2 separate regions of the Homo sapiens genome follow, and region 2 is linked to region 1. A link is an interaction called in ENCODE POLR2A ChIA-PET data of the cell type or tissue named here. Cell type or tissue: IMR-90. All regions are shown on one strand. Links, peaks and the distances in the headings refer to the core of each region. The heading gives the core; the rest is flanking DNA.

Region 1 (5,981 bases), core at 633-5,632:
CCCATGCACATCACAGAGCATGTGATCTGTGATCCATCCCGTACTTTACATGGAGAGTTCAATATATACATACATACATATATATGTGTGTATTTTTTTTTTTTTTTTTTGGAGACAGGGTCTCACTCTGTCACCCAGGCTGGAGTGTAGTGGCATGATCATAGCTCACCACAGCCTTGAACTCATGGGCATAAACAATCCTCCCACCTCAGCCTCCCAGAGGAGTTTTCTATTTATTAAGAATTGCATTAACTCTTCGGTTCACTCAGAAGGGCCTTTCCACACCTGCTTTCACTCCCTATCTGTGTTACTGGGCAGATGGGAAACCCCGTGTAACAGGCACAAGCTTGCATCTGTGTCATAGATTGTATCCCCACTTGGGGTTGATTCTTTCAGACATTTCTCCTAGTTATTACTGTAATATATGCTTCTTATAGAAAATCTGAAAATAAATACTTTTAGAGAAGATTAAAATTCCCATAGTCTCACTGCCATTACACTGTTTGATATACGCCTTTCCTTCTGTGGATACTGTTTTATGGAGCCAAGCTCGTGCCATGTGTTTGTGTTTATGTACTCATACATATGTACGGGCATACACAGAAGATCTTTGTATCTCCCTTTTCTCTTAATTCTAGCACAAACATCTGCATATTTCAGTAAGAATTCTCCATGAACAAAGTTTAGGTTGCCTATGGTTGCCTAAAAGGCTGACCTATGAACACTCCATAATTTAATCAACTGAACCAGTCCCTTCCTGTTAACAGTTCAACTGTTAAAGCTGCTTCCAGCATTTCAGCATCACATATAACACTGCAATTAACCTGAATTTGGTGGATCCAAAATAACAGCTTTCCTAGATACATCCACTAGACAGAGTGGGATGCAGTAAGATTTTACACATGACTGATATCTCTCTTGGAGAATGCAAGAGTCTGTAACTACCTGAGTCTCCACAAACATAGCCATGTCCATGAACATCTCATGCAACTCTCGGATGCTGGTCTCCAGCTTCATGATGTCCTTGTGACGTGACTCGATTTCATTGAGAGCTTGTCTAGTAATTTGTGAATCTGATATAATCTTGGAAAAACAAAAATAAAAGATAATATTAATAAACTTATGATGGGTTTGGAAGTTAAAGGGTTTTTAAAAAGCTCTGTCTACAGAAGAGGACATGGAGCCACAGGGCCGCACCCCCACTCACGTCGGAAGTGAAGATGGATGGCTTCCCGCTCTCCAGCATCTCTTCTAGCTCGTCGTCTGTGGTGGTTCTCCCAGCTGAAAGACCCGCAACCACAGCCCCACTCAGAATGCAGCACAATTTAAAAACAAAGCCATTTGCAACCATAAGTTAGCAACTACAATCATAGTTGTTAGCATTTTTCAGTAATTTTTTTAACCTTTTCTTAAGCAGATATTGACAATGAGAAGTGAACCTAAGATTGAGGAGCAAGAAGAAATAAAAATACTCCGAGAAACTTTGTAAATGTTATAAACAATAAAATTTCATTTTAATATTAGTGAGAAACAACTGCAGAAAGGAAATCGGTAAACAATGTCTCGGCACACTGGTTTCCCTAAGAGTTTAACTCCGCCTCATGTAAAAGGGGGTTGAGCTGAATGTAGCATGTATTAAATGAGGATCAATAAAGTCCACGTAATGAGAGTCAGATGCCTGAACACTTTCCATGTTTGGAAGTTAATGCTTTCCTTTTGAGTTAAATGTGTAATGACTTCGAAGAAACATGTACACAGGTTTTGGAAACCTAATTGTTAATTACTATTTTTCATAGTTTGTGCCACAGAAGACAAAAGTAAATGAATAAATGTCATAATTCAAATGTCATCTAATAAGCAGCATTATTCATAATTGCCAAAAAGTGGAAACAACGCAAACGTCCGTCCCCCGATGCCTGAAGGAGCTAACTGCGGTCTAGCTGCACACTGACATACGACTCAGCCACAAAAACAAAGGACGCTTTTGGTTTTTGTCGCTTTGTTTTTTGAGACAGGGTCTCACTCTGTCGCCCAGCCTGGAGTGCAGGGGCACCGTCGCAGCTCACTGCAACCTCTTCCTCCCGGGTTCAAGCAATTCTCATGCCTCTGACCCCTGAGTGGTGGGGACTACACGCGTGCGTCACCACGCCCGGCTAATTTTTGTATTTTTAGTAGAGGTGGGGTTTCACCATTTTGGCCAGGCTGGTCTCGAACTCCTGACCTCAAGTGATCTGCCCACCTCAGCCTCCCAAAGTGCTCGGATTGCAGGTGTGAGCCACCGTACCCAGCCCTTTTTATTTTTTTAACAAAGATACGGTCTCACTCTGTCACCCAGACTGGAGTGTAGTGGTGCAATCTCAGCTCACTGCCGCTTTGACCTCCTAGGCTCAAGCAATCCTCCTGCTCCAGCCTCCCAAGTGACTGTGATTATAGGCACACACCCATGCCTGGTTTATTTTTATTTTTTTTTACAGAGATGGGGTTTTGCTATGTTGTCAAGCTGGTCTTGAACTCCTGGCCTCAAGCGATCCTTCCACCTTGGCTTCCCAACCAACACGCTGGGATTAGTATACATGTGAGCCACCACACCCTGCCCACCCCATGGTGAAACCTTGGAAAAACTGTGTTACAGGAAAGAAGTCAGTCACAGAACACATAGTGTATAATTCCATTTATATGAAACATCCAAAATGGGAAAATGTACAGGAGTAAAAAGTAGAATGCAGTTGTCTTGGGCTAGGAGAGGAAATGGGGAATGACTGGTGGTGGGTGTGAAGTTTCTTTTTGGGTTGATAAAAGTGTTTTAAATTGATTGTGTGTGGAAATACACCAAAAACCACTGAATTAATTGTATGCTCCAAATATCATTCACATATTAAGAGATTTACTTCTCAATAAAGTTGTTGAGATGTCATTTAATGAAAAAAGTTTTAAAGTTAGTAAATTGCAAAATTTGTTTACTTACACTATTTTTTGGGAGGTAATTCTCAATCATTTAAAAATCTATTTGAGAGCACACATGGTGGTTTACATGTATAATCCCAGTGCTTTGGGAGACCAAGGTGGAAGGATTGCTTGAGGCTAGGAGTTTGAGACTAGCCTGGGCAACACAGCAAGACCCTATCTCTACAAAAAATAAAATAAAACTTAAAAATCTATTCAAAATAGCTCAATAAGGAGATTCTCTGAGTTTTGCTTTGCTTTTTTAAAAACATGAAACTTGTTCTAAATAATGTAAAATATAATCATCAAAACTAGAAATTTCAGCTTGGGCAACATAGTGAAAACCTCGTCTCTACAAAAAATAAAATTAGCCAGGTATGGTGGTGTGCTTCTGTGGTCCCAGCTACTCGAGAGGCTGAGGTGGGAGGATCCCTTGGATCCAGGAGTTCAAGGCCACAATAAGTGGTTATCACAACACTGCACTCCAGCCTGGGTGACAGCGTGAGGCTCTCTCTCAAAAAAAAAAAAAAAAAAAAAAACAAACTAAAAGTTACAGTTCATGTCTCACGTTCACAAAGGTCTTCCCACCGGCTAACTGCTAAGTCTAAGAAACAGCCTGGGGTTACAGAATGTGAAATGCAGTATACATTCGTAATTCCTTATCCAGAATGCTGAAATCCACAACATTATGAAAACTGGGTTTTCCTTAAGCTCGATGTCAAAATTCAATGAGCGGCAAAATCTGACCTAAACTGAGTCATGGCTATTTATAATCTTAACTCCTCCCCCTTACTGTGAATACTCACATTTCACTGGAGAGCTGTGTGAATGTGCCTGATTACAGGGTGCAGTCCTAGACCCCACCTGGGGATTACATAATACACCTCTTATACATTGTACTATCTTCCTAAAATCTGAAAAATTCTGAACTCTGAAACACATACAGCCCCAACCATTCCAGAGAAAGCACTGTGGACCTATGTAACATGCCCTGGTCCAAGAAGAAACTCACTTGCCATTTGAAGAAACAAAGCATACAGCACAGGAAAAGATATCCTGTGATACAAGGTAAGAAACCTGCCTGATGACAGGGCTGACGGAAGGAAGAAAGAAAGGGGACAAAATGGTTTTAGGTGCAAGGATTTGGAGAAGACCACTGTATGAAGACAGCCCGCTGTGTGGCCAGAGTGACGCCATCCTGAAGCAAAACCACCGTGATGACCGATGCTCGACTCGTGCATGCCAAGCTGTTCTGCAATGAGGTCTGAAGACGATGCCTCCGGCACAGGCAACCTCTCATCAAGATGCTCATCCAGCCTGACCAGTGGTCCCAAGTGTTGTCAAGCAAGTCAGAAGACAGGGCCGGCTGCACACGTTCTACCCTGAAAGCCTGCTGTATAAAGAACACTTTCTGAGGGCAGGCGGCTGTGGGGTCCACCGTCTCTGTCTCTCGGGGGCTTCTGTTCGTACGTCCCTAGCCAATGTTTCCTTCGAGAAACTGGATTTGTTAGCCTCTTTCTTTGGCGTCTCAGCTCGCTCAGCCTTTGGGGGTGAGTTTGCATAGACCTGCTCACTTCGGAATAGCCACATGGAGGGTTTAGAATTTAACAGACTTAAAGGAATTACTAAAAAAAACTCCCAACACGTATATGATACTTCATTGCTTATAAGACACTTTCACAAACAGTACTGCATTCGATAGAGTATGATTGCAAGAGAAGAAACTGGAAATGAATTCTGTGGGCTGAGATAGAATAATGTGGGAAAGAGAGAAGAGACTTAGGCGATCTGATCACGCCACCGGATTCACATGGGGAGTGAAGACAGGATGGACCTGCAGGAGAGATGGTGCGGGGCCTTCAAGCCCAGGCTGGGGAACTCTGTGCTAGAAAAGCGCTCACCACAGAGTCCCAGAGCATAAATCCTCACAGTGCAACCGGCTGCCTGTAATGATGACTTTCACTTTAAAAAGTACTAACAGATCCCTGAAGTCAAAGTGGTTTGTAAAAACTTTTTCATAGAAAAGCAGTCTAGTCGACATCATGATTGAGCATTTCTGCCAGGATGGAGCAACAGGGACCGTATTTTCCCTGCCACTTGAAATAACCACAAACCCACCAAAATCTACAAAACGATTTCCAAGACACTGAGCATCAGGCCACACACTGATTCCCAACAGATGGAAACAAGCCAGGTGAGCCTGCTGCTGCCCTCAGACGGAACTCTCGTGTCAGCCACAGAGCAGAAAGGGCCCAGGTGGAGCCCAGGGGAAGTCCTAAGGCAAAGGCACAGAGCTCAGGGGAGACCAAGGCAACTGGATTTGCAAGATGGAGTATGAGAGATGAGAGAGATGCAGAGAGCGAGCTGCACAGACCCCGCATGCTCACTGGAGTGCTGACCAGCATGCCAGAGGGAACACGCTGCCAGGCAGACGAGGGTGCCATGAGGTTCACGGCCATCAGAGCAGGTGCTCAGAAGGGTCTTACCTCAGGAGTGAGGAATGACAGGCCCTCAAATAAAGCTGCTCTGCTCCCTCTAAATGCAAGATCCCAAAGGCTAAACCATGCTCATGTGATTTAACTACATTCTAAAACAAAGCCCAAGGAGATTTACAAAAATACTCAAAATACAGAAATACTCAGCACCCAACAAAGTAACGTTCACAATGTCTGGCACACACTCGAAACTTACCAGGCTCGCAAAGAAGCAGGAAAACACAAGCCACAGAAAGGAAGGAAATCAACCAACCAGAGCAGACAGGACACTGGAGTTGGCAGACAAAGACGGTTCAAGTTACTACAAGTGCGTCCCAGTTGTACAGTGGGGAGCAACACAGCAGACATGTAAAACACCCAGCAGAACTAGCAACAGAAACCAGTGTCTCCGATGAAACATACACCAGAGGAGGTTAAAGGCAGATCAGACAAGCAAGAGAAACTGACCAAAACCAAACACACTGGAAAAGAGTATCTAAAACATGAGGAGCCTCGCTGAGCTGTGGGACAAGGTCAAGCGGCCTGGCGGGCATATGACAACAT
Region 2 (5,981 bases), core at 393-5,392, 1.1 Mb after region 1:
TTCAAGTGATTCTCCTGCCTCAGACTCCCAAGTAGCTGGGATTACAGGCTACCACACCCGGCTAATTTTTGTATTTTTGGTAGAGTCAGTATTTCACCATGTTGACCAGGCTGGTCTCAAACTCCTGACCTCAAGTGATCCGCCCGCCTCAGCCTCCCAAAGTGCTGGGATTCCAGGCGTGAGCCACCGCGCCCCACTGCCTGGACTTGTTTGATTTGTAGCATAATGAAAATCCGTGGGTTCAGCAGCCCACTCGATGTTAACCATGGCTGCCATCTGCCTCTGCGCCTTCTAAACCCTCGCTCCCTCCCCAGGCGGCCACTGTCCTTGATTTGTGCTGCCGTCCCTTGCCTTCCTGTGTTGAAGGTTTAGCCCTAGGGGCATGCCACACGTATCCATCACAGGTGCATCACGGTGTCGTGTTTAGTTTTTAATTGTTTTTAACTTTGTAAAAAGGATGTCACACCCACTGCCATCTCCTGGGTTCACTTTTTCCCACTCAGCATGATGTCACCTCAGAAGCATCCTGTGATTGCAGGAAGCTGTTATTCATGCATTTATTTATTTATTTATTTAGAGACGGAGTCTCGCTCTGTCACCAGGCTGGAGTGCAGTGGCGTGATGTCAGCTCACTACAACTTCTGCCTCCCGGGTTCAAGCAATTCTCCTGCCTCAGCCTCCTGAGTAGCTGGGATTACAGGCACACACCACCGTGCCCGGCTAATTTTTGTATTTTTAGTAGAGACAGGGTTTCACCATGTTGGTCAAGCTGGTCTCATACTCCTGACCTCAAATGATCCACCCTCCTGGCCTCCCAAAGTGCTGGTATTACAGGCGTGAGCCACCATGCCCAGCCATGAGCCACTCCATCTGGCCCATGCATTTTTCTTGCTGCTGCATAATACTCCACTGCAGAAAAATATAACTGAGGATTGGGATCTTTCCACCTTTTTTTTTTTTTTAGACAGGGTCTCAGTCTGTTGCCCAGGCTGGAGTGCAGCAGCAGGATCACAGCTCACTGCAGCCTCCACCTCCCAGGCTCAAGTGATCCTCCCATCTCAGCCTCCTGAGTAGCTAGGACTACAGGTGCACCCCACCATTCCAGGCTAGTTCTCTGTTTTGTGCAGAGACAGGTTCTTACTACATTGCCCAGGCTGGTCTCAAACTCCTGGGCTCAAACAATCCTCCTGCCTCAGCCTCTCAAAGCACTGGGATTACAGGTGCCCATCACTATGCCCGCCTCTTTTCTAGTTTTTTACTATTATGAATAGTACTGCTATGAACATCATAAATTGATTTTTTTTTTTTGACAGGGTCTTACTCTGTCACCCAGACTGGAATGCGGTGGTGTGATCACAGCTCACTGCAGCCTCGACCTCCCAGGCTCAGGCGATCCTCCTGCCTCGGCCTCCCAAGTAGCTGGGACCACAGAAGCACCACCACAGCAGGCTAATTTTTTAATTATTTGTAGAGATGGGGTTTCCCTATGTTGTCCAGGATGATTTTGAACTCCCGGGCTCAAACAATCCTCCTGTCTCGACCTCCCAAGTGCTGGAGTTACAGATGTGAGCCGCTGGGCCCGGCCATGGTTTTTAAATCCAACAGTGTGGCCGGGTGTGCTGGCTCACGCCTGTAATCCCAGCACTTTGGGAGGCCGAGGTGGGTGGATCACGAGGTCAGGAGATCGAGACCATCCTAACACGGTGAAACCCCGTGTCTACTAAAAATACAAAAAAATTAGCCGGGCGTGGTGGCGGGCGCCTGTAGTCCCAGCTACTAGGGAGGCCGAGGCAGGAGAAGGGCGTGAACGCAGGAGGCGGAGCTTGCAGTGAGCAGAGATTGCACCACTGCACTCCAGCCTGGGCAACAGAGTGAGACTCCGTCTCAAAAAAAAAAACCAAAAAAACCCAGTGGTTGTGCTACCAAGGTATCCTTTTTTGGATGATGCCTGGGGAGGATCAGTGAAGGAAATACTACATTTCTGCTGGAGGTTAGCAAAAAGGAAGAGGTGACCCCCCAGGCACGTTCACAGGCACCCAGTGGCCAACCTTGCAGCCAACCTTGGTCCATGGACCCCTGGTGTCAGCACTTGACTAGGGGGCATCAGGGAGAGCCTTGAGAGGGCGTGTTCTCCAGTGGCAAAGAGCCTGTCAGTGCAAAGGCCCCGCGGCTGCCAGGTGCAGGGGATGGGGAGGAAAGAAGGGGCTGCCCCCATTAGGGGTCTGGGGTTGGTGCAGGTCAGAGATGACAGGGGCTCAGACGCAGTGATCGGGGGATGGAGACAGGAGGGCAGGACTAGGGAAGGGAGGTGAAGGAGATGGACATTTGGGCTGGATGTTGGGGAGGAGGGAGGGCGTGAGCTCAGGAGACTCACCTGGGTGTTGGGCCTTGGGTAGAACTGCACCATTTACAGAGATGGGCAGATTCGGGGAGGGCAGGTTTGCCCGCCTACTTGGTGGAACCAGGGCATTGAGGATGTTGGAGGATTCCACGTTGGAGAGCAGAGGCGTGGGGAGCAGGAGCCTGCCCCGGCCCTGACTCAGCCCTGCAAGGATTCTCCTGCCTGTGGCGGCTCTGCCTGCCTTCCAGACGTGCTGTGAGGCTGGTGACCTGTCTGTCCCATCATGGGGCCGGCTACCGCTTGTGTCAGGCTGAGTCACAGGCAAGCTGCAAAGTCCCTGGGGCACTCTAAGGGCCTCTGCAGGAACCAGTCTGGCCGGCTGCAGGCTCCTGGCCAGCTCGGGCCTCATTGGGAGCTGCTGAAGTTCAAGGGCTGGAGCTCTCTGGGCTGGGAAGATGCTGGATAAAGCTTGGGTCCCTGGCCCTAGCAGTTCCTGTCTCCCACTGTCTTCAGGCCACACTGGCCACAGCTCCCAGCCTCCTCCGTCCCACCCTCACCCGGGCCTGGTGGAGAGGCTGGCGGGACTCCCACACTACCGGGCAATGGTGTTCAGGAAAAGTGACTTTAGCAAAAGCTTCCTATGCACCCTTTGTGCTCTTGTCCTCCCCTTTCCCTTCTTCCCCCTCCTCACGTCCTTTTTTATTTCAGTGAGACTCACATGACACAAAATCAAACATTATGAAGTGCACAACACAGCCGCAGTGCACAGTGCTGTGCAACCACCTCCTTACGCCAGCTCCGAAACGTTTCATCACCCAAAAGGATATTGCACACCCATTCGCAGTCACTCCTTAAGCGCTGCCCCCCAGGCCCTGACAACCACTTTATTTTAATTTTCATTATTACTTTTTTAGACAGGGCCTCACTTTTTTTCCCAAGCTGGAGCACAGTGGTGCAGGCATGGCTCACTGCAGGCTCAAACTCCTGAGCTCAAGCGATCCTCCTGCCTTGGCCTCCCAAAGTGCAGGGATCACAGGCATGCGCCACTGCACCCGGCCTCACTTCCTATCTCTGTGGATTTGCCTGTTCTGGGCATCTCATATAAGTGGTGTCATACGTCATATTGCTACGGGGGGGTGGGGTTGGGGTCCTTGTGCTTAGAGCTCCCAAGATGGTGGTGGGCTGTTTCCAAGATGACGGCAAGCCTCTTGTTCTCTGACCTGGGGTTCTTGGCCTCACGGATTCCAAGGAATGGAATCTTGGGCCATGGGGTGAGTGTTACAGCTCTCTTAGAAGCCGTGGGTCACGGAAGAGAACCGTGGAACCCAGTGACTAGTGTTCAGCTCGATTAGGAAGAACCGGGCACTTAGCCGTGCGGGAATGATGCCGAGCCTTTAGCCCGATCGGGGGCGGCAATGGGCGCCTCGCCGGATCAGGAGCACAGCCGACACCCTGCCGGATCCAGAGGGGTGGAAGTCAGCGGCGGGCCTGCGATGGCAGCAAGCAGCAGTGGTGGATGGCAAGCAAAAGCTCAGCTCGAGCTGTAACAAACACAGAGCAGAAGAGTGTGCAGTTGGAAGATTTCATAGAGTGAAAACAGAGCTCCCATAAAATGGGAGGGGACCCAAAGGGAGTTGCCGTTGCCGTTGCCGGCTCGAATGCCTGGGTTTGTATCCCGATCATTGTCCCTCCCCCTGTGCTCTCAGGTGATAGATGATTGGCTATTTCTTTACTTCCTATTTTAGCCTAATTAGCATTTTAGTGAGCTCTCTTTACTACCTGACGGGGTGGGTGTGAGCTAAGTTGCAAGCCCCGTGTTTAAAGGTGGATGCGGTCACCTTCCCAGCTAAGCTTAGGGGTTCTTAGTCGGCCTAGGAAATCCAGCTAGTCCTATCTCTCAGTCCCCCCTCTCAACAGGAAAACCCAAGTGCTGTTGGGGAGGTTGGCCGACGACCACTGTAACTGCTTCCTGCTGAACTGGGGCATAGTAGGGGTTGTGCAGTTGAGATTTCCTCAGGAGGGGTGTCTTCAATGTCATCAACATTGGAGCATGGGCTAGCAGGCCGATCCAGGGGTCTGTGGTGGATCTTAGTCATGGACTGCATCTGAGGCTCTATTTGAAGAACGATTTGTAGTTTTACAGCTTCAGTTCTGGAAGAGACAAACTTAACAAGGAGGTTAAAGATACAGGGATTAAAATGTATGGCCTGTAATGTAGGGGATTACTTCATTGGCACAATTCACAGGCCCTGACTATCTGCTTGATAGTTTTGAAAAGGCCTGGTCCAGTAAATAATGATTTGGCCATCTGATGGGTGCTATCAATGCCTAAGTGGAAGGTGGGGTGAAGGGTTTTAAGTAATTTCCATTGGTTAGCTGCAGGCAAAAGTATTTTCCCTTCTTTGGTGGCTAGCCATCCTGAGGGGAGGAAATTATGTCCTCCTGAGGTTCTCCATTGTATTTCTCCTGCTGAGTACTAGGGCTTGGTTTCCCGGAGGGGATTACCCCATACTAGGGGTCCTTCTACAAGCATTTCTAATGGAAGGTCCCGCCTTGCGGCTCTTTTGGCTTCAATATCTGCGTGGTGGTTCCCTTCTATTTCCCTTTCCTTTCCGATGACCCCAGCAGTGTAAGACTGCTACCTCTTTAGGTTTCTGTACAGCCAATAATAATCTCCTAATGGCTTCCTGATGTTTGATAGGTGTTCCCTCGGAAGTTAGGAATTCCCTTTCTCTCCATATTGCTGTGTGGGCATGGAGGACTGGGTAAGCATACTTAGAGTCTGTATATATATTTACCCTTTTTCCTTCTCCTAATTCTAGAGCCCGAGTGAGGGCTATTAGTTCTGCCAGCTGAGCGCTAGTTCCTGGAGTGAGGGGATTACTTTTAAGTATTCCATTATCACTGACCACTGCATACCCCGCTTTTTGAAGTCCTTTTTCTACAAAGGAACTTCCATCTGTATACAAGTTGAGGTCGGGATCAGTCAAGGGAACCTCTAGAAGGTCCCCTCGAGCGGCACAAGTTTGAGCAATTACTTGTTGACAGTTATGTTCTATCTTTTCTTCATTGTCTGGAAGAAATGTGGCTGGGTTAAGAGTTGCACAAGTGCACAGTCATACACTGGCCCTTCAAGTAATAGAGCCTGATATTTAAGTAAACGGTTGTCTGACAGCCATAAGTCTCCTTTAGCAGTGAGTATGCCATTCACATCATGAGATGTCCACACAGTAAGATCTCTTCCCTGTATTATTTTAACTGCTTCAGATACTAAGATTGCTACTGCTGCCACTACCCGTAAACAATGAGGCCAACCCTTTGCCACTACATCAATTTCCTTACTCAGGTATGCCACGGGTTGCAAGCTGGTCCCTCGGATCTGTGTAAGGACTCCTAGAGCTATTCCTGTTTTTTCTGTGACATATAAAGAAACATATAAGCTTATTGGCAAGCTTAACACTGGGGCTTGGGTTAGGGCCTTCTTTAGGGCCCAGAAAGCTGCTTCTGCTTCAGGCGTCCATCTTACTAAATGGGTATTGGCTTTCTGAGTTTTCTTATTTAGTGTATCTAATGGCCTGGCTATTTCACTGTACCTGGGAATCCATATTTGGTGGAAGCCTGTTATGCCAAGAACCCTCTT

The links. Peaks named below come from ENCODE experiments on the same cell type or tissue, not always from the same donor. Only the 100,000 strongest peaks of a DNase experiment are listed, where the experiment ranks them.
Region 2: POLR2A ChIA-PET joins it to region 1 with 7 read pairs; 2 of 35 experiments call an interaction of 5 or more read pairs at or near these places.

What each region holds. Positions count from the first base shown.
Region 1 is chr12:130,800,208-130,806,188 of GRCh38, forward strand. It overlaps STX2 (syntaxin 2), which reads right to left. Exons shown (of 11, transcript NM_194356.4): 7 at 1,208-1,281; 8 at 946-1,083. Among named protein-coding and RNA genes, the nearest start is that of STX2, 36 kb to the right of the region's middle. RefSeq lists an enhancer at 5,687-5,981. In IMR-90, for the core only: no CTCF peak of the experiment used is centred there; no DNase peak of the experiment used is centred there.
Region 2 is chr12:131,869,726-131,875,706 of GRCh38, forward strand. No RefSeq gene overlaps it. Among named protein-coding and RNA genes, the nearest start is that of ULK1, 22 kb to the right of the region's middle. In IMR-90, for the core only: no CTCF peak of the experiment used is centred there; DNase peaks (open chromatin) are centred at 526 and 2,626.